Regions from separate parts of the Homo sapiens genome. Here region 2 is linked to region 1. A link is a loop called in an ENCODE intact Hi-C map of the cell type or tissue named here. Cell type or tissue: K562. All regions are shown on one strand. Each heading gives the region's core, and the rest is flanking DNA. Links, peaks and the distances in the headings are about the cores only. Region 1 holds the start of MIR548AY (microRNA 548ay). Region 2 has its middle 25 kb from the start of DYNC1LI1.

Region 1 (11,291 bases), core at 1,383-9,382:
TCACCCAGGTAAAGAAATGGGCATCCCTTACATTTTCTTCATAAATTGAAAGACCAAATAAAAATGTTAGTGCTTCATGAGCAAATACTTGTATAGGAAACTCTTTTGATGGGCATATTCACACAGAAAACTGTCACCCTCATTAATGAATAAAACAACTTGCAATAGTCAAATGGTGGGACTCACTATGTTGAAATGAGAAATCTTACGTATGGTGAAAAAAATACGACAAAAAGAAGAAAGGAAGATACACTAAATTTAGGTTTTAAAGAATATTCACTGTTCTCCTTTAAAATTAGATATTTAATTTTTTAAAAAAAGAAAGAAAAACATTCACAAGAAGAGAGAGCGATTGGGGAACATAATTTGATGGGACTTCAGCCATTCAAAAAATAATGTGGTAGTGTTGGAGGCTGTTGCAAGACCTTGGTTCTTGTCTTCTTAGTTTAAAAGAATTTAAACAAGAGACATACAGCAAAAGAGATGCAGCATAATTTATTGCAAAAGAAAAAAAAATTTTGAAAGCTAAGTACAAAATAGACATCACACCCTGAGAGAGAGAGAGAATTCAGGGCAGGCTGCTCGTAAGGATGAGACAACATTGATTATTGCTGGAGGTTATTGCTAATCATGTATTATTTGCATGATTATTCATAAGGAGGTGGGAAGAAGTGTTACCGTTAGGTTCGTGCAAGAGTAATCGCGGTTTTGGCCATTACTTTAAATGCAAAAACCACAATTACTTTTGCACCAACCTAGTAGTAAGCATCTTCTGGTTGGTCCTCTGGCTGCACATGTGCAGTAGCTGTGCACCCATGTTCCTCCCTCAGGTGTCCCATTAGCATTGTAAATCTCCACCCAAGGGCATGTTTTTTGCTATTATAATGAGCAAAAGGTCAGTTTGAGGACAGGTAAAATCAAAGTGCTCATGCTCTCTATAGAAGAAATTTCCTACTGAAGATAGCTTTGCTCGACTGAGTTCAATCACAATTCAAATGCTGAGGCTTATTGTGTTGACTGTTGGGGTCACCATGGTTGCTGCGTCCTGAGGATATGGGCACTTCCTTGACTGCCTATCCTGCCTCAGTACTACTTTTTCAGTTCAGAGTTTAATTTTTTTCAGCAGTTCCTGCTAAACAATTTTTCACTGGCCCTCTTATCGGTATTAGCACAGTTAGGCAATACTGTGGATACAAAGTTAGATTATAGACGCTATCCTACAATGATACCACAGTAATGTCCACAAAGAACTATGTTACAAAATAGAAAGAGATATGTGTTATAGAAGAGATACAAATTAAATATGTTGCTAATTCGGAGCAGAGAGAAATAACTTTCAGTTTAAAGGATCACTACAGTGGAGCTTCAAGATGGGGTTAAACTATACTTCGGTTTGGACATGCAGATACAGGGCAGAAAGTATTCAGGCAGTAGGGTGGTATGAAGGAAGGCAAAGAAAGTGTGCATAGGCACAGTGAATGAAGGGAGCAGGAAAGGACAGAGTAGTTAAGGAATATAAGCTCGAGATCAAATTTTGGAAGGCTTTGAAAATCAAGCTAAGGAACTGGGCCTTTCCATTATTGTTGGGTAATGAAGAACCCCCAACGAGTTTTAGGAAGGGGAGTGAAATGATCGGAGCTTTTCCTTGGGGATATTTTTCTAGTAGCCTTGAGCGCAGTGGTTACAGAGATCCAAGTAAGGGCTATTGTAAAAGTTCAGGAGAGAGGGAATAGAAGCTTAAACTCTGACGTTAATCATGGGGATGGCACCAAGAGAACCTTGGAGGTAAAACCAGTGAGATTTGAGGACTGATTTGTTTAGAGAGTAAGAAAGGAACTGGAGCAGGTGCCAATATTTCAAGTCTGGGTAACAAGGAGATTGAGGGAGAATAATAACAGAGAGGTAATATAGGAGGCAGTAACTCTTATTGATGTCAAAGTACAAATTTCAAAAAATTAAAAAGATAACTTTCATACAAGCATATAGTAAGCCTGCTTCAAAGATTTATCTAATTTATTAATAGGCTGGGCTCATGCCTGTAATCCAGGCAGGAGGATTCCTTGTGTCCAGGAGTTCGAGACCAGACTAGACCCCATCTCTAAAAAAAAAAAAAGAAAGAAAGAAAAAAAAATTAGCTGAGTGTGGAGGCATATGCCTGTAGTCCCAGCTACTTGGGAGGTTGAGGTAGAAGGATCGCTTGAGCCCGGGAAGTTGAGGCTACAGTGAGCCTTGATTGTGCCATTGTGCCACTGCACTTCAGCCCAGGTGACAGAGTGAGACCTTGTCTTAAAAAAATAAAATAAAATAAAATATTGCCTTTCCAACTTGGACCCAACAGAATGGCTTCCGCAAAGAAGGGTGGCCAAAAGAAAAAGGGCCGTTCTGCTATCAACGAGGTGGTGACCCAAGAATACACCATCAACATTCACAAGCGCACCCATGGAGTGCGCTTCAAGAAGTGTGCCCCTTGGGCACTCAAAGAGATTCGGAAATTTGCCATGAAGGAGATGGTAGCTCCAGACATGTGCGTTGCTACCAGGCTCAACAAAGCTGTCTGGGCCAAAGGAATAAGGAATGTCTCATACCGAATCCGTGTGCGATTATCCAGAATAAGGATGAAGATTCACCAAATAAGCTCTATACTTTGGTTACCTATGTACCGGTTACCACTTTCAAAAATCTACAGACAGTCAATGTGGATGAGAACTAATTGCTGATGGTCAAATACATCAAAGTTATAAAATTGCAAAAAAAAAACAACCTAATTTATTAGTTAAGTAATCAGAAGAATGTAAAACTGGTTTATAGGCGGTTATGAGAGGGGTGTGTGTGTGTGTGTGTGTGTGTGTGTGTGTGTGTGTGTATTCAGTGAAAGAAAAAAAATAATGCTAAGATAAGATTGCTAGGTTAAATCCAAAACTGGTTTATGGTTTACCGGAAAATAAAATTGTTATCTTTGTGATGAACTCTAACACAGATAAATCATTTTTATCTCCCTCTAACAAAAATAATTTGCAATTTACCAATTTTCTATAATTAATACCTTAATTATGGAATCTGGGCCCAACTCAGTAATAAATACTAACTCAAAGAAAATTGTCTTTCCCTAGACGATCAGATGACCCTTAGGAGGGTTTTGTAGACCATGCTCTAGTCTAGGGGTCTGCAAACTTTTTCTTTAAAGAACCGGATAGTAACTATTTTAGGCTATGAGAGCCATATGGTCTCTGTCGCAACTACTCAACTCAACTGTTGTTGTAAAACAAAAGCAGCTGTGGATGATATAGTAACAAATGGGTGTGGCTGTGTTCCAATACAACTTTTATAACAGCAGGCAATAGGCTGAGCGCCGTGGCTCACGCCTGTAATCCTAGAACTTTGGGAGGGCAAGGCAGGCGGATCACCTGAAGTCAGGAGTTCAAGAGCAGCCTGGCCAACATGGTGAAACCCCCTCTAAAATACAAAAATTAGCTGGGAATAATGGCAGGTGCCTGTAATCCCAGCTACTCAGGAGGCTGAGACAGGAGAATCGCTTGAACCCAGGAGATGGTGGTTGCAGTGAGCCGAGATCACGCCACTGCACTCCAGCCTAGGCGACACTGTCTCAAAAACATAAAATTAAATTAAAAATTAAAATTAAAAAATAATAAAAGCGGGCAGTAGGCTGGATTTGGCCCACAAACCATAGTTTGCTAGCCCCTGCTCTAGTTCAGTAGTTCTCAAACTTAAGTGATCATGAGAATCCCCCGGAAGGCTTGTTAAACCACAGATTGCTGGATCCAACTTCCAGAGTTTCAGACTCAGTAGATCTTGGGTGGAACCTGAAAATTTGCACTCCTAACAAGTTCCCAGGTGATGATGATGCTGCTGGTCTAGGGACCACACTCCACACTTTGAGAACTACTGTGCTAATATGACATTGAAAGGGCACTTGGTAATCCTTATTTCCAGGTTTTGGGTCATTTGTTCCAACAAAGGGAAGATGAAGAACTCAGATTAGGGCACACTGAGATTGAGGTGCCAGAGGGCATCAAGCGGAGTTTGTGGTAAATAGTTTCAAATTTGGATCTGGAGGCTGGGCGCGGTGGCTCACACCTGTAATGCGAGCACTTTGGGAGGCCGATATGGGCCAATGACTTGAGGCTAGGAGTTCAAGACCAGCCCAGCCAACATGGTGAAACCCTGTCTCTACTAAAAATACAAAAATCAGTCGGGCGTAGTGGCGCATGACTGTAATCCCAGCTACTCGGGAGGCTGAGGCACCAGCTCTGTTTAAAAAAAAAAAAAAAGGATCTGGAGCATTGGAGGAAATAAAGCATTTGGGAAATACTCATAGAACTAAATAGTTACAGTCATAAAAGTGCTAAGGGGATGAACTTATAGGAAGAAGAGGATTTAGGCCAGAACTTTGGAAGGAGTAGGAAAGAAGGTGAAGAAGAGCCAAGAAAATAAAGCAGTGGTTAAAGAGCGGGAAGAGACAAGAGCAGTGATGTGAAGGCAAAGAAGAGTCTTAAATTGTATGAATATTTCCAAATTCCACAAAGTGTCCAAGAATGCCAGATAAGCAAGAACTTTGGATCAGAGATCTCCTAGGAGAGACAGCTTATCAAAGTTCCTCTCCCAACAAAACTAGACTAGAGAATAAGCAAGTAACATCATCAACCTCCACATTTTCTTTACACCAGCAGAGGGCCGCAAAGGCAAAGGAATGCTAAGGCTTCTGCACTCACCAGTGCAGGGTTAGTTCTTAGGTGTCATTAGGGGAAAAGATTGTGTGTCACTTAACCTCCTTGCTTCCATCATTATTTGGTTATTTTAGTCCAGGACAGTTTGACCACGTGAGTGAGGGATGTGATAAAGAAAGGAAGGAGCTTCTGAGTGCCTGGGGAAGGGAAAGGGTGGGGTCCAATTTGGAATTTGGATTGCAGGGAGACCCTGTCATCCCCAGGCAGCCCTAACACAAAGTCTAACCTCATAATGAGTGCCATTGCAGGTCATACAATCAATCTTACAGGTTTTGTCTTCATTATTGATTAAATTTTATTTTTTGAAAATATGAAACATTGATAAAGGTTTCAAAAGTAGAAACATACAAAAAGGTTCACTTAGAGAAATGTCACTCAGTCTCTATGCCTTCCACCTGATTCCCACCCACCCCTCCACTGTAAGTAACAAATTTTGTTAGTTTCTGGTTATCTTTCCTGTGTTTCTTTAGTGGAAAGGGACAGATACAGATGGGTATGTGTGTTACATATATATTAGTACTTTTTATTTTCATTTATCAATACATCCTAGAAGTTACTCTATATCAGTTCATAGAAATCAATTTCATTTGAAAAAAATTGTAGTTACTCCATCATGCAGCTATGTCACAGTTTATTTAGCCAGTTTCCTATCCATACGCATTTAGGTTGTTCCCACTATTTTGCAATTACAAATGGTGAATAAATCTGTGAATGTTACTTTTATATTGTGAATAATACTTTTGTATTACTTTTGTATCTTTAGGGTCAGTTCCTAGGCATGTGATTACTGAGTAGGCATATGCAATTTTGTTAAACTGCAAATTTCATTCACTAGAGGCTATATACTATTTGGCACTCCCTCGAGCAGTGAAGGAGTGCATGTATTTCTCCATTGCCTCTCCAACACTGTGGTCAAGCCTTTGAATTTTTTTCATTCTGATAGGGAGAAATAATATTTCAGTGTAGTTTTTTTTTCTTTGTTTGAGACAGACTTTCCCTCTGTCACCCAGTCTGGAGTGCAATGGCATGATCTTGGCTCACTGCAACCTCTGCCTTCCCGGCTCAAGCAATTCTCCTGCCTCAGCCTCCTAAGTAGCTGGAACTACAGGCATGCACTACCACGCCCGACTAATTTTTGCATTTTTAGTAGAGACAGGGTTTCACCATGTTGGCCAGGCTGGTCTCGAACTCCTGACCTGAACTGATCCACTAGCATTGACCTCCCAAAGTGCTGAGATCACAGGTATGAGCCACCGCGCCCGGCCTCAGTGTAGTTTTAATGTGTACTTCTCCCATGAGGAAAGCTGAACATATTTTCATATCAAGGGCCATTTTTATGTTATTTTTGATTTGTCTGTTCATGTCTTTTTTTTTTTTTTTTTTTTTGAGACAGAATCTTGCTCTGTTGCCAGGTTGGAGTGTAGGGACGCAACCTCGGCTCACTGCAATCTCTGCCTCTCAGGTTCAAGCGATTCTCCTGCCTCAGCCTCCCGAGTAGCTGGGACTACAGGCACGTGCCACCACACCCGGCTAATTTTTTGTATTTTAGTAGAGATGGGGTTTCACCATGTTGGCCAGGATGGTCTCGATCTCCTGACCTTGTGATCTGCCTGCCTCAGCCTCCCAAAGTGCTGGGATTACAGGCGTGAGCCACCGCGCCCGGCCAAGACAGGGTTTTGCTTTGTCGCCCAGAGCTGGATGGAGTACAATGGCTTGATCTCAGCTTACTGCAACCTCCTACACCCGGGCTCAAGCCATCCTCCTGCCTCAGCCTCCTGAGTAGCTGGGACTATAGGCACGCACACCCAGCTAATTTTTGTATTTTTTTGTACACCACCAGGGGTTCCTTACAGAGGTTCTGTAAAGTAGACTATTTTCAAAAGACTACTAAGAAGTCATTTGCCTTTTTCACTGAGGACATTTGTTTGCACTGCTAGTGGAGTAAAACTGCCAGCACCGTAGCACAAAACAAGGCAGTGGTGCCAAACTCTATTTGTAGTCATTGTATTCTTCACCACTACATGGGAAAAAATAAAGCCAGTTTCACTTAAAAAATTCCCTTGATGAACAAGTAAATGATTAATTTTGTTACATTGCAGTCATTTAGTACCAGTCCTTTTACAATTGTATGTGATAAGATAGGAAGTACACCTATAGCATTTCTGCTGCATGCTGAGTGACAATGGCAGCTCTAGGAGAAGAACTGGTGCTATTGAGTTATAAGTAAGCAAAACTAGCCACTTTTTTCACCATCTTACTTGAAAGAACAGGTTTCCAGATTTAGGTATTTGGCAGACATTTTCTCAAAAATGAACAAAATAAGCCTGTCAATACAAGGAATACAACTGACAGCATTTGTTGCCATTCATAACATTTGAACTTTCCAATAAAATTAGCATTTTGGAACACTTGTATGTAACCAGTGAGCTTGATAGCTTCCCAACACTTAGACTTTTCTAGTGAGATTAGTAGTAATATTAACAAATGGGCCTTTTTTTTTTTTTTTTTTTTTTTTTTTGAGACAGAGTCTCCCTATGTTGCCCAGGCTGGTCTCAAACTCCTAGGCTCAAGTGGTCCTCGCATCTCAGCCTCCTGAGTAGCTGGGACTACAGGTGTGCACCACCATGTCAGGCTACAGTGTGATTTTTTTGAAGAAATGTCAATATTTGGAAGATCCTTTTTTGTGTGATTTTTTTAATGAAATATCAATACTTGGAAGATCCTTGAAACTCAGTAAACTGATATTTTCTAAAAGATCAATAAATTGATGTTACAAACTCACATAGGGGTAACAATCTATTCAAAGTGTAGGATAGGACCAGGTGCGGTGGCTGACGCCTGTAATCCCAGCACTTTGTGAGGCCAAGGCAGGTGGATCACTTCAGTCCAGGAGTTAAAGACCAGCCTGGGCAACATTGTGAAACCCCATCTCTACAAAAAAATACAAAAAAAAATTAGCTGGGTGTGATGATGTGCCCTGGAAGTCCCAGCAACTCTGGAGGCTGAGGTGGGAGGATCGCTTGAGCCTAGGAGGTGGAGGTTGCAGTGAGCTGAGATGGAGCCACTGCACTCCAGCCTGGGTGACAGAGCTGTCTCAAAAAAAATTAAAATTAAAATTTAAAAAAATTTTTTTAAAAGAGTAGGATAGACCAATGGATTCCACACTACATTTAATCCTTAAAAAACTAACACTTGTCAAGTTTTAGCCTCAAAAAAGAAAATTCACAATTATTTGGAAAAGCTATTAAAATATTCCTATCTTTTCCACCTACATATCTGTGAAGCTGGATTTTCTTTATAGAATTCAACCAAAACAACGTAACACATAAAATTGAATGCAGCAAATATGAGAATGCAGCTGTTCTTCTATCACGCAAGACATTAAAGAGATTTACAAAAATATAAAACAATGACATTATTTTCAATACTTTTTTGTTTGTTTGGGGAAAGTTATATTCCATTAAAAATGTTATTTATGTTAACCCATAAAAATTATTTGTTATTTATAAATGAACTAATATTTAAAATGTTTAAGTTTTATTCCAATATGGTAAATATAAATGAATATTACAAACATTTTCAAAAGCTCTTTGGGGTCCTTAACAAGTAGGAGTGCAAAGAAGTCCTGTGACCAAAAAATTTGAGAATTACTGTATTTAAGTTTTAAAAAATATTCCTAACCCAAGATAAGATGGAAAAGAGTTGTTACCAACTAATTCTAAAAAGACTGTGGTGATATAGTGTGACCAAATGTGTATATGTGTTTATAATTCTCTCCCTCTCTGTCTCTCTCTCTCTCTCGTGCTCTGTGTGTGTGTATCCCTAATTTCTCAAAGTATTTTGTGTGTGTGTATCTGCAATTTCTCAAAGTATGACTATTGCCATCTACTCTCTATCTTCAGCTGATTGAGAAATACGTTAAAAATTTTTTTAAGTCTAGCCAAGTAAAATAGAGATATCTTTTAAAATATCCTTGAATTCCAAGCACCTCTTCACATTAATAACCACATATTTTTAATTATATGTATGGATTACAATTTGGTAAATTAGTAAAACCAAAAGTTGCTGGTGTTCGTTCCTGCCATGTCCCTGTTACTTAAGAGAATACAGTGTCAGCTATTCCTGACATTTCCTGGTATAAGATGCCCAAGAAATTACTAGGCAATGAACATAAACACTTTTTCATTTTTCTTTTAAACATTGTTCCTATTTGACACAAGAATTGTCCAAATGTTTTAAATAATTCCTCATATAAGCCAATTTTGCTACCTGCTGCCTTAAACTATAATAGATGAAGTTTCTTAACATAATAGTCATGATTTTCCTCAACCAAACCACACCCCTATAATCAGTTTAGAATTATACTTCGGGATGTTTCCAAATAAGGTATTCATATGTCTTAGCCATTTACTAGGCCACGTGGCTCAAGAAAGAAGAGGTGAGAATTCTAGCAAATTATCCTATACTATACATAGCTTGAATTTCTCCCTAGGGTTTATTAAAGTTTAACCTATTATAATGAAATATTCACTCATTTTTCCTATAATTTTATAAAATGATAATGATCACAGGATAAGTCTTATACATTCAGCAGGAATTGGCTGGCATCATTTTCTACAATCTTATTTCAGCATGGGGAACATCTATTTAGTAAAAACATTAGTAACTGTTACATGAAGGAAGAACTCCCATATTCTGGGATTCTGCCAGTTTAGACAGCTAGTAATTTCTGTCTAAATGAAAGCCCCCAAGTGAGAAAACTATAGTGGATATTACCATTTGGTTCATTATTCAGTTCCATGAGGGGATTTATAAAGTGACATTTGATCATTCTACAGAAACAAATTTGACAGGTACTACAGCAATCTTACATGAACTCTTTACAAAGAACACAAACAGAATTGTTTTATGAAGTCAACATAATATTGATAAAAAACACTGACAAAAACATTAGGGGAAATGAAAATTACAGGTTAGGCTTTCTCAGGAGCATAATGCAAAATTCTAAAAAAAGTTAGCAAATCAAAATCAGGAATACAATACAACTAATATATTAAGATCAGCATAGGGGTTTTTCCAGGAATACAAAGGTGGCGTAATTTTTTTTTTTTTTTTTTTTGAGGCGGAGTCTCACTCTGTTGCCCAGGCTGGAGTGCAGTGGCACCATCTCAGCTCACTGCAACCTCCACCTCCCAGGTTCACGTGATTCCCCTGCCTCAGCCTTCTGAGTAGCTGGGACTACAGGCATCCGCCACCATGCCCGGCTAATTTTTGTATTTATAGTAGAGATGGGGTTTCACCGTGTTGGCCAGGATGGTCTCGATCTCCTGACCTCGTGATCTGCCTGTCTCGATCTCCCAAAGTGCTGGGATTACAGGCGTGAGCCACTGCGCCTGGCTGGCTTAATATTTTAAAAGGTAATGTAGGCCGGGAGCGGTGGCTCACGCCTGTAATCCCAGCACTTTGGGAGGCCGAGGCAGGCGGATCACGAGGTCAGAAGATCGAGACCATCCTGGCTAACACGGTAAAACCCGGTCTTTACTAAAAATACAAAAAATTAGCCGGGCATGGGGGGGGGTGCCTGTGGTCCCAGCTGCCGGGAGGCTGAGGCAGGAGAATGGTGTGAACCCGGGAGGCGGAGCTTGCAGTGAGCCGAGATAGCAACACTGCCCTCCAGTCTGGGGGACAGAGGGAGACTCCATCTCAAAAAAAAAAAAAAAAAAAAAAAAAGGTAAGGTACTCATACCATTAATAGAAAAAAAGAAAATAATCTCTATAGATGAAGACAGCATTTGATAAAATTAAACACCCATTCATGATAAAACTCATAGCATAAACTGACTAGAAAAAAAGCACTTCCAGGTGGGGCGCAGTGGCTCACGCCTGTAATCCCAGCACTTTGGGAAGCTGAAGTGGGCGGATCACCTGAGGTCGGGAGTTGGAGACCAGCCTGACCAACATGGAAAAACCTCATCTCTACTAAAAATACAAAATTGGCCCGGTGTGGTGGCACATGCCTGTAGTCCCAGCTACTCGGGAGGCCGAGGCAGGAGAATTGCTTGAACCCGGAAGGCGGAGGTTGCAGTGAGCCGAGATTGCGCCACTGCACTCCAGCCTGGGCAACAAGAGTGAAACTCCGTCTCAGACAAATAACAACAGAAAAAGAGCACTTCCTTTTTTTTTTTTTTTTTTTTTTTTTTTTTTGCCAGGACCTGTTCTCATCTGAGAGTACTTCCTTTTTTGATAGAGTCTCTACAGAAAGCACGCAGCAAATATACTTAATGGTGAAATATTGAAAGTTTTTACTCTGGGATGGGGAACAATTAAAGATGTTTCCTCTCACCAGTTCTATAATAATCTGTATTGAAGTATAGGTGTAATAAACAAGAAGACATTACAAAGGAAGAGATAAAAGTCATTATTTGCAGATTACATAACTACAGGTAGAAAAATCCAAAATAAATTACAGGCGAACCATTACATTAATAAATGAAGAGGTGGCCCGGTGTGGTGGCTCACGCCTGTAATCCCAGCACTTTGTTTGTT
Region 2 (11,291 bases), core at 2,058-10,057, 85 kb after region 1:
GACACTAGCTAAAGTTCAATGCTACAACTTGCTCTAACTGAACCTACTATAGCACCTTTCCCTTTCACAGCATCTGCCCTACATGCATACTGACTGAAATTCCTTCAAGGAGTGAGTTAAGAAAGAGGGAGGAATGAGAAACAGGGGAAGGTAGCCACTCTGGGCATCATGATCTTTACTCAGAATTCAGTCTACTGTTTAAGAGAACAGACTTTGGTTACACTGAGGCAGGAATTTTACTTTTGCCCTGCCTTGAGAAGTGCCTTGGGTAGGATGTAAGGCCATCGAGATGGCTCCCAGACCCAAGATATCCACCTTCTACCACCCATGGAAAAAGCCAAAACTACAACACCAAATGTCTCTTGCTTTGCTTTGCTCCTACTTAGCCCAATAGACTTCTCCAGATCACAGAGGATAATTCTTTTTGATTATATGTGGGACTCCATCAACTGCCCATTCTTACTAGTTATGCCATTGCAAAAGGGCCACATAAGAGAGACATAGGTTACTACTATATTGTAAACTCCTGGAAGGTTTTTGTTTTTTTTTGTTTGTTTGTTTGTTTTGTAAAGAAAAGCCAAAGAAGCTGGGCACAGTGTCTCACACCTGTAATCCCAGCACTTTGAGAGGCCAAGGTGGGCAGATCAATATGAGCTCAGGAGTTTGAGACCAGCCTGGCCAAAATGGCGAAACTCCATCTCTACTAAAAATACAAAACTTAGTTGGGTGTGGTGGTGCATGCCTATAGTCTCAGCTACTCTGGAGGACAATTGCTTGAACGCAGGAGGCAGAGGTTGTAGTGAGCCGAGATGACACCTGTAATCCCAGCACTTTGGGAGGCTGAGGCGGGTGGATCACCTGAGGTCAGGAGTTCAAGACCAGCCTGGCCAACATGGTGAAACCCCATCTCTACTAAAAATACAAAAATTAGCCGGGTGTGGTGGCAGGCGCCTGTAATCCCAGCTACTTGTGAGGCTGAGGCAGGAGAATTGCTTGAACCTGGGAGGCAGAGGTTTCAGTGAGCTGAGATCGCGCCATGGCACTGCAGCCTGGGCAACAAGAACGAAACTCTGTCTCAAAAAAAAAAAAATGCAGATTTTGAGTCCGTAGGTTCTTGGGAGAGGCAGTGCACCATGGACCCTGAATGCCCCTATATGTTCTTGCTCTGTATGACAAGAATGCAAGACTCTGGCTGCTTATTACCAGGACCAATTCTCAGGGTTGTTCTTGCAGAGAGTAATTTCATGGAATGAATTAATTTCCCTCAGCAGCTCCCCCTACCCTAAACAAAAAACAAAGAGCAGGCTTGCTTACTGCTCAATATAAAAACAGTGAATTCCCTAATCTCAGTGTTTCTCAGCTGTGACACAAACCCAGCATCATCTGGGCCTCTCCACATCTCCCCTATGAGACCTGGGAGACATGGGGAACTGATGAAAAACAATGTTATGCTCATGATGCCAGTTGTGATGTGAGTAACAAAATCCTTTATCTCTGACCCAGGGCTCGTGTGCTCTGTCAGCATCCATGAAATAGTAACAGGCTAACTTATTAACCTGGAATTAAGATAAAATATCGGATCCTTCATAGACACTGACATAGTTCTTGGGGTGGGACCTGAGATTCCACCTTTCTAACAAACCACCAGGTACTTCTGGTACTGCTCATCCAGGGACCACTTTTTGAGTAGTAATAGTTTTGAAACATTAAGCCCTGGATTTGCCACTAACGATATGGCCTTGAGCAAGCTACTTCACATTTCTGAGACTGAGTTTCCACACCTACAAACAGATGAGTTTGAAGATCTCTTCCCAAATTAACTCTATGATTCCAGGTCCCTGTTACCATCAACAAGTAATGCCTCTTCCCATTCTTTCATTCCTTCAACCAAAACATTTATATACCCATCATTTGCAAGACACCAGGAATAGAAGGTTGAGTGATAGATGGATGTGCTCAGAGTTGGGCAAACAATGGACAGTTAAAGCTACCCCATAGGGAGACATAAAGACGGTGCTAAGCAAGTCAATTGCCTCCTTAAACTGGTTGAGTGACCACATAATTTATTCCAAACCAAGGCACTTTTGAGAGTGAAAGAGGAGGTTATTAATAGCTACACCAGGATGACAGGCATAAACTGGGACAATCCTGGAGGCCCTATTCTTAGGGCCCCACAAAGCCCTAGTTCCTTCCAGATTTTCTTTTTTCTTTTTTTTTTTTTTTAACTTTTGTTTGAGGGTACATGCGAAGGTTTGTTACATAGGTAAACATGTGTCATCGGTGTTTGTTGTGCAGATCATTTCGTCATTCAGGTATTAAGCCCAGTACCCAATAGTTATATTTTCTCCCTCCATGCCCCCCAATCAAGTAGACCTCAGTGTCTCTTGTTTCCTTCTTTGTGTTCATATGTTACCATTTAACTTGCCCTCCCCTCCCGTCCCCTCCCCTCCCCTCTCCTCTCCTCCCCGCACCTCCCCTCCCCTCCCCTCCCTTCCTTCCCTTCCTTTTCTGATCAAAGACCTTTATTCTGGTCCTCATCGTGCAGTAAGCCACTTAAGCAGAACACTTTCTTCATCTCTGCTCCAAGCAGCAGCGGCTGCATCCAGGCCTGACTGGAAGACGGACACACGTTGTGGAAGATCTTGTAGGGAAAAGCCAACGGTTGAGATGGAGGCTTATACCGGTGTGAGCGAGGGTAGAACAGGAAGAGTATGTATGCAAGTGCCAAGACTGTTCTTCTCAACGCTGAAGCCTGCGGAGAGGGGCGAGCTGAAGGATGCAGATGAAGGCCGGGAACCTGCACTGCTGAGCAATCGACCCGAAGTACCTTCCAAAAAAGCAGATTCATCCACAGCTTCTATCGCATTATCCAAATCTCTCCTCTGGAGGGTTTTCCTGTTTCCCTGTTGAGCACAGCAGTAGGCATCTTTTGCAATGGTCTCCACACACAGTTCCCCGGCTCAGGCCAGAATGACTGTTCTCTGTCCCGCCCGTGTCTCGTTGGGGTCAGCCTTCGCCAAGGCCTTCGCTGGCGCCCGAGGCAGCCTCGAGGGACGAGCCCCAGGCACTCTTGTCGGGGCTTGGGGCTGTGGGACCTATGCCTCCCCACCAGGTCGCCCCTCCACTGCTTCCAGCTGCCCCTGAGTGCGCTGCCCGGCCACCTATTGTGTTCAGAAAAAGAAAGTTACCATTTTATCAGTTTATCTGTTTTTGTGTGTGCTTGTTTGTTTTTATTTTGTTTTGTTTTGTTTTTTAGACAGAGTCTCTCTCTGTGGCCCAGGCTGGAATGCAGTGGCGCAGTCTCTGCTCACGGTATTCTCCGCCTCTCGGGTTCAAGCGATTCTCCCACCTCAGCCTCCTTGAATAGCTGGGGCCGCAAGTGCGTGCCACCACTGCCGGCTAATTTTTTTTTTTCTTTCTGTAGAGACGGGGAATCTCTCTGTATTGCCCAGGCTGGTCTCGAACTTCTGGCTTCAAGGGATCCGCCTGCCTCAGCCTCCCAAAGTGCTGGGATTACAGGCTTAATCCCACTGCAACTGGCCTGAATTAATTTTACTGTGTATATTTGAAGTTTACAGCATGATGTTATGGGATACATATATTAATAGTAAAATGGTTGCTTCAGTGAAGCAGATGAACATATCTGTCATCTCACAGATACTTCTGTTTTGTAACAAGAGCTGCCAAAATCTACTTGTTTAACAAAAATCCCTAATACAACACAATTTTATTAACTATATCCTCACATTATACATTAGCTCTCTAGACTTGTTCATCTTACATCCTTCCAGACCTTCAAATCCTCTTTGTCTTTCCCACTCTTCACCCATTTCTTTCCCTCCTGGCACAGGTCCTGAAATGTCCTATTGCATTACCTCAAAAGCTAGTCACAGGAGAACAATGATTTGCTCTGGCAAGGCGAAGACAGTACCAAGTCATTGCATAATCTCCACTCACATTCGGAGTTCCTGAGCAGCTGCTCTGGAGGTGGATGAAAATAACCCATCATTTCAGTTTTTATAACCCATTCAGGTGAGAATACTATTTTTAGGGCACAATAATTTAAAAGCTCTTGCTGGCCTAGGGGGAAATATCTTCAACCCTTTAGAGAAATGAAGTGGGTTCTTGTCTTTTCTTTTCTGGCCAGTGTCCAGAAAGAGTTTTTTCTTTGTAGAGACATGAAATGATTCGCTGCTTACTTGCACTGAGGGTTTTAAAAACTGGTGCTAAAAATACCCAACTTAGAAAGTTTCAGACCATTGGAATTTAGGACACCTTCCAGCATCATGGTATTCATTTATCGAAATAAACTTAATGTCCCCTAATTTCACCTTGATTTTTTGGAGGTAAAAGTGATACCCTTTGAGTACTGTCAGATACATAAGGAATGAGGTTCTCTTAGTTTGTATTTCCCCAAAGCAGACCTTGAAACAAGGATCTGGGGGCAAATAGTTTATTCAAGACCAAAGTGAGAGAGTGGGTAGGGGAGACAAGGAAGGAAGGAAAGCTAATAAAGCATATATTAATAAGAATACTTCTGCTGTAGGCAAATTTTGTTCTTGTTGTTGTTGTTCTTTTTGAGACTGTCTTGCTCTGTTGCCCAGGCTGGAGTGCAGTGGCACGATCTCGGCTCACTGCAACCTCTGCCCTCCCTGGTTCAAGTGATTCTCCTGCCTCAGCCTCCTGAGTACCTGGGATTACAGGCACGTGCTGCCATGCCCAGCTAATTTTTGAATTTTTAGTAGAGATGGGGTTTCGCCATGTCGGTCAGGCTGGTCTTGAACTCCACCTCAAGTGATCCGCCCACCTCAGCCTTCCAAAGTGCTGGGATTACAGGCATAAGCCACTGTGCCTGGCTGGCAAATGGGTTTTAATCCTGCTGAGAGTCTACTGGAACATGCCTCAAAAGTCTCCCACTGTGGGGTGAGAGAGTTGAGGTATTTATATTCCAATGCCCATCCCTTAGTGATTGAGAGCTGCTCCTGGAACATTAACTACCTGACACTTCTGAACTACTCTGAAGTGGACTGATCAACTCCTACTCCAAGGACAGGGAGTGTGCTAGAACAGAGAGACATAGGAAGTCCTCCAGGTAGGCAAAGAACATATGGGTGGGGCACTGACAGCATCTGCTACAAGGGTCAAATTTGGGTTCATCAATGAACCATGTATTCCTCACTTAAGACATATAGTATGGTCATTTGGAAAACCATTTTTGCCTTGCAAAGTCTGTTTGCCTTTAATAAAGTAGCAGAAAATCCAGCTGTATGTACTAGCTGTGGAGCAAGCACAATGTGGAATTAAAGGCCTCATCATTTGCAATTCCCATCCCCCAACTCCAGCGGCACTAAGAGTAAATGAGATCACCCTCTCTCTTTAGTGTCAGCACAAGTCTGGGCAGAAGATGACACCACTGACACTCAAAAACTGAGACAGCAGCATTTGCAAGATACAGGAAAGAATAGGGCTCGGACTCCATCATTATATCTAGACAATGCAAGTAGCAATGCTAATTACCTATGATAGCCATGACAATTAAATCCAGTGAGTAAAAGATGTCCAGAATAGTGCCTGGTGCCCATATTAGAACTCTCGCAGACAAATACGAAGGCCCAAATATGTACTGTTTTAATTCTTCTGAAAAGAAAAAACACTTGTTTTTTTTTCCTGTTTATAAAAATAAGACATATTTCTGGTATTTGTAGAAAATGTAGAAAATACAGAAAAAGATAAAGGGGAAAACTAGAATTCCATCTTATGATCTTTGATAAATAAATATATATATAAAAGTTTAAATATATAAATTTCAGCTCTTTTATAATATAATTGTATATTGGAACCAGTTGGATCTTTCTACATACAGCATATGGTTTTATTTCCTGTGTTTTTTTTTTGTTTTTGTTTTTGTTTTTCGAGATGGAGTTTTGCACTTGTCACCCAGGCTGGAGTGCAGTGGCATGATCCTGGCTCCTGGCTCACTGCAACCTCTATCTCCTGGGTTCAAGCGATTCTCCTGCCTCAGCCCCTGTGAAGAGCTGGGGTTACAGGCATGCACCACTGCGCCCAGCTAATTTTTGTATTTTTAGTAGAGATGGGGTTTCACCATGTAGCCAGGTTGGTCTTGAACTCCTGACCTCAGGTGACCCGCCTGCCTCAGCCTCTGAAAGTGCTGGGATTAAAAGCATGAGCCACCGCATGCCTGGCCCGTATCCTGTTTTTCATATGGTGTATAATAGGCTGTACAATTAATTCTGTATGCCACTGAACATTCTTTGAAATATTGCTATTGTCCGAATCATATTTAATCAGCTGGATGTTCCATAAATCATTTGGTGATTCTTCTGTGAATTTCCATTTACAGTAACTGTGGTGAACACTTTTGTACTGACCACTTGGCATCTGAGTATTTAGTTGGGATGTACTCTCAGATGTGAGATTACAGAGTCAAAAGTTAAGAAGGCCAAAAGTCTGGGACTGAGTTGTAAGGGACCATCTCCTATCAGTGGTCTTCAGTGGAAATCTGTGACATACAGAGATGACTCCCCTTGGCTGTGGAGTTGCAGGCCAGATCTGCCACCATATAGAATCAGAGACCTCAAGCTTGTAGAAACCCTGGAGATTATCTCCCCCCACACCCTCTTTGCTTTTCTGATAAAGGAACTGAATTTCAAAGAGGCTAAGTCATTTGCAATTTTTGGCTATTATTTACCATTTCTTTTGGACACACATGTAAGCCCTTGACAAGCCTCTCTGAGAGAGCACAAATGGACCAGACTTGGCCAGGCCATCAGACTCTGGTCTTGGGTTGTTTTTAGATATTAAATTACATCATGACACAGAAGATAGAATGGCTAGACAGCTGGCTTCCCCGCCAGAAGGGAGGATATGCTCTTCTAGTTCTCAGGAGCCTGAAAGGGTACCTCCTTCATCAGCTGACTACACATAAGATAAACTATCTCTTCCTACACTTGGAAGAACCACGAGGTTTGGTGGACTGCCTTGGAGCAAAAATAAACCTTCAGGAGAAACAGTCCACTGGGTCAGACTGAGTCAATAAAACCCACACTGGAAAGGGCAAAGTGCTTTTTTTTTTTTTTTTGAGACGGAGTTTTGCTCTTGTTGCCCAGGCTGGAGTGCAAGGGCGTGATCTCGGCTCACCGCAACCTCCGCCTCCTGGGTTAAAGCGATTCTCCTGCCTCAGCCTCTGAGTAGCTGGGATTACAGGCATGCGCCACCACGCCTGGCTAATTTTGCATTTTTAGTAGAGATGGGATTTCTCTATGTTGGTCAGGCTGGTCTCGAACTCCTGACCCCAGGTGATTCACCCACCTCGGCCTCCCAAAGTGCTGGGATTACAGGCGTGAGCCACCGCGCCTGGCCAAGGGCAAAGCGCTTTCATGAGATTGGCTAGTTCTTTCCTTATTTATTAAATGGGGATTTGGACTCTTAGATATAGGATGTATTTTGCAGACATTGTCACAGCCGTACTTATATTTCCAAAAACATCAACCACTTTCTACAGCAAGCACCTGAGAAGTTTTATCTAAGAGCTTTCTCTAACTTCAGGAGCCTGAAGTTAGAGAAGCCTTGGTCAGGCCCATCAGGCTCTCCTCTACCAATTCTTTCTGGCATCAGCCCCAACTCACATCCTTTTGTTCAGGTCTGCCTCTTGGGAAACCCAACTGAAGACGATCTAGCCCTTTGAGAGTAATTGCAGGAAACCCTGATAAGAGAAACCAGTTAGTGTAGCAGATAACCATTGTTACAGATGTTAGATTCAGCAGACAAGCACATTCAAACCACTACTCTAACTGTTTTCCATGTGTTCGAAAAACTAGAGGGAAGATTGACCATGTGAAGAAGACATGGAAGATATTTTAAAAGCCCAGTGGAATTTCTCCAGATGAAACAGAAAAAGGGAAGCAACTCAGAAAAAATGCAGGCAATGGCTGCGGTGGAGAAGGATCCCAGGCTGAGAGGCAGAAGCCAAATTATAATTGTTACAATTAGGGTCAGGTACATAAAACAGGAAGAAAAATTAGCAGTAGCTTAAACAAGAGAGGTTATTCCTCTCTCATGTAAAATAAATTTTACAGTGCAAAGCTGAAGGAGAGAGTAAGAAACAATAAAGGAACCAAAAAGATCACCAATAAAGGAACAAGATTTATACTAGCATCACATTATCATCATGAGAAGTCTTAGAAATTCTGTCTCCTCTTTCTACAGAAGAAAGACGTAGTATATCAGAAACAGTGAAACTTCCCAAGGAGAACTATGAAAAGAGACTCTAAGATACCAGCTATTTAAGCAGCCTAAACACATCCAGTTCACATTCGATCAAAACCTCAGTGAGCTCCCACAAGAATGCTTTCAAGAAGCATAGAATAAATTTTGAGCAACAGAAAATAATACACTTTGGGAGGCCACGGTAGGAGGACTGCTTGAGGCCAGGAGTTCAAGACCAGCCTGGGCAACATGACGAAACCCCGTTTCTACAAAAAATACAAAAATTAGTCATGTGTGGTGGCATACACCTGTAGCCCCAGCTACTAGGGAGGCTGAGGTGGGAGGATTGCTTAAGCCCAGGAGTTAGAGACCAGCCTGACCAACATAGTGAAACCCCGTCTCTTCTAAAAATACAAAAAATTAGCGGGGTGTGGTGGTGCATGCTGTAATCCCAGCCACTCAAGAGTCTGAAGTAGAAGAATCACTTGAACCCGGGAGGTGGAGGCTGCAGTGAGCTGAGATGGCACCACTGCACTCCAGCCTGCATGACAGAGCAAGACTCTGTCTTAAAAAAAAAAAAAAAAAGTGGCCCAGCACAATGGCTCACACCTGCAATCCCAGCAATTTGAGAGGCCGAGGCGGGCGGATCACAAGGTCAGGAGATCGAGACCATCCTGGCTAACACAGTGAAACCCCGTCTCTACTAAAAATACAAAAAAATTAGCCAGGCATGGTGGCAGGCGCCTGTAGTCCCAGCTACTCAGGAGGCTAAGGCAGGAAAATGGCGTGAACCCAGGAGGTGGAGCTTGCAGTGAGCCGAGATGGTGTCACTGCACTCCAGCCTGGGCTACAGAGCAAGACACCATCTCAAAAAAAATAAATAAATAAAGAATATTCAAGTGATTACATGATTACAGAGGTCATGACATTGATTGGCCCTGTTGTGAAGGAAATGTACTTCTGTCATCCCACTTGACTCAGCCAGGAGTAATATTTGCAAAATAATGTAAACTCTGTTTCTTGAATTTCAGCATTTAGGAATAACATGGATGGTTGAACCCATGGATACAGAGGGCCAACTGCACATACAATGAATGCTTGAAGTGCACTGATCTTCAGTGAACAGCTCACTGACTCTTTACAGGTGTGTATACTAGAGCAGCTATCACTCAGATGGAGACATAGAACATCACCAGCACCCCAAAACATTTCCTCATGCTCCTTCCCCATCGATCCACCTCTTCCTAGAAATAATCCCTATTCTAACTTCTATCACCATTGATCTGTTTTGCCTGTTCTTGATCTTCAGATAAATCAAAAAGTATATTTTCTTGTGTTTGTCTTTTTTCACCAAACATAATGAAAATTATTTCTATTGCTGCTACCTCAGTAGTTTATTCTTTTTATTGCAGTGTGGTATTCCATCATATGACTAGTCTAGAAACTGGGTTTTGCCATGTTGTCCATGCAGGTCTCAAACTCGTGAGCTCAAGCGATCCGCCCACCTCAGACTCCAAAGTGCTGAAATTATAGGCATGAGCCACCATGCCTGGTCAGCATTGGGGAGTTTCAAGAACTATTCCAGCAAAGGAGGGGAACTTCACCACCGCTGCATGTCCTAGCCTTGGAAGTCAGGCAGCATTGCTTCTGCTGTGTTCTCTTTGTTACAAGTAAGTCACCAACACACCCAGATTCAAGGGTAAGGAAAATAAAATCTACCTTTTGGTAGGTGAGTGGCAATATGCTAGATGAGCATGTGGGAGATCCTTTGCAGCCAATTTTGGAAAAATACACTCAACCATGCTGTCCCATACCCAGTTTTTTTTCTCCATCGTCCTTTTTCTTATTGGATATTATCTTATTTATTTATTTGTGTTTAGTGAACCACCTCCCTTTACTGGAATATATGCCCTGAAATGGCAAAAACTCTCTCTGTTATTCTCTACCCTCTCACCAGTACCTGAAGGTGCTTGTACATAGTAGGTAATAAACATGTTGATTAAAATAGTAAAAATTTTGACCAGGCACCATGACTCTCACCTGTAATCCCAGCACTTTGGGAGGCCAAGGCAGGTGGATCATCTGAGGTCAGGGGTTTGAGACCTGCCTGGCCAACATGACAAAACCCCGTCTCTACTAAAAACACAAAAATTAGCTGGGCATGGTGGCAGATGCCTATAATCCCAGCTACTCAGGAGGCTGAGGCAAGAAAATCGCTTGAACCTGGGAGGCGGAGCTTGCAGTGAGCCGAGATCATACCATTGCACTCCAGCATGGGCAACAAGAGTGAAACTCCATCTCAAAAAAAAAAAAAAAAAAAAAAGTAAGAATTTTGTATCAGGGAAGAAGTAGATGCCTCTGGTCAATAAACCAATTAATAGAACTACAAGAATATTTTTAGACATGTGGACCTAACCGCTCAAAGAACTAAAACCAGAATTAGTTTTAAGGAGTTGCCTGTAGGGTACAAGATGGGAAGAGGAAAGATAGGGCAGAGGGTTAGTGCCGTTCTGTGGCATGTGTACGTATGACAATTTGTTTTGTTTTGTTTTTGAGACAGGGTCTCGCTCTGTCTCTTAGGCTGGAGTGCAGTGGCACAATCTTGGCTCACTGCAACCTCTGCCTCCCGGGCTGAGGCAAGCGATCCTCCCACTTCAGCCTCCTTGAGTAGCTGGGACTTCAGGCACCTGCCACCACTCACAGCTAATTTTTTGTATCTTTTGTAGAGATGGGATCTTGCCACATTTGTAGAGATGGGGTCTTGCCATGTTGCCCCGGCTGGTCTTGAACTCTTGGACTCAAAGTGATCCGCCCACCTTGGCCTCCCAAATTCCCAAAGCTGCTGTCTCCTGCAGCTTAACACCCAACACCATGCCTGGCCCGTATGACAGTTTTTAAAATCCATGTACTTATATTTCTTAGATATTGAAAATTTGCTACCTGCACCTGCTGTGTTCCCACCCTCTGGAGACCTGGGAACCTGGCTGCAGCCTGGGAAGGCTGGAGAAGCAGATGGCAGCACCCACCAGCTCCTCTCCCTGTCCCACCTCTTCCCTGGGGAACCA

Evidence for each region. A loop is a pair of places that touch in the nucleus more often than their neighbours do. Peaks named below come from ENCODE experiments on the same cell type or tissue, not always from the same donor. Only the 100,000 strongest peaks of a DNase experiment are listed, where the experiment ranks them.
Region 2: it touches region 1 in a loop (2.4-fold over the local background); 6 of 110 quality-filtered maps call a loop at or near these places.

Annotation. Positions count from the first base shown.
Region 1 is chr3:32,505,616-32,516,906 of GRCh38, forward strand. MIR548AY (microRNA 548ay) reads right to left here and starts at 774; the gene lies at 668-774. It also overlaps the pseudogene RPL31P18. In K562, for the core only: a CTCF peak has its summit at 4,691 (motif pointing right); a DNase peak (open chromatin) is centred at 4,726.
Region 2 is chr3:32,590,159-32,601,449 of GRCh38, forward strand. It overlaps the pseudogene POLE4P1. Among named protein-coding and RNA genes, the nearest start is that of DYNC1LI1, 25 kb to the left of the region's middle. In K562, for the core only: no CTCF peak of the experiment used is centred there; DNase peaks (open chromatin) are centred at 6,563 and 6,903; H3K27me3 peaks cover 2,101 bases.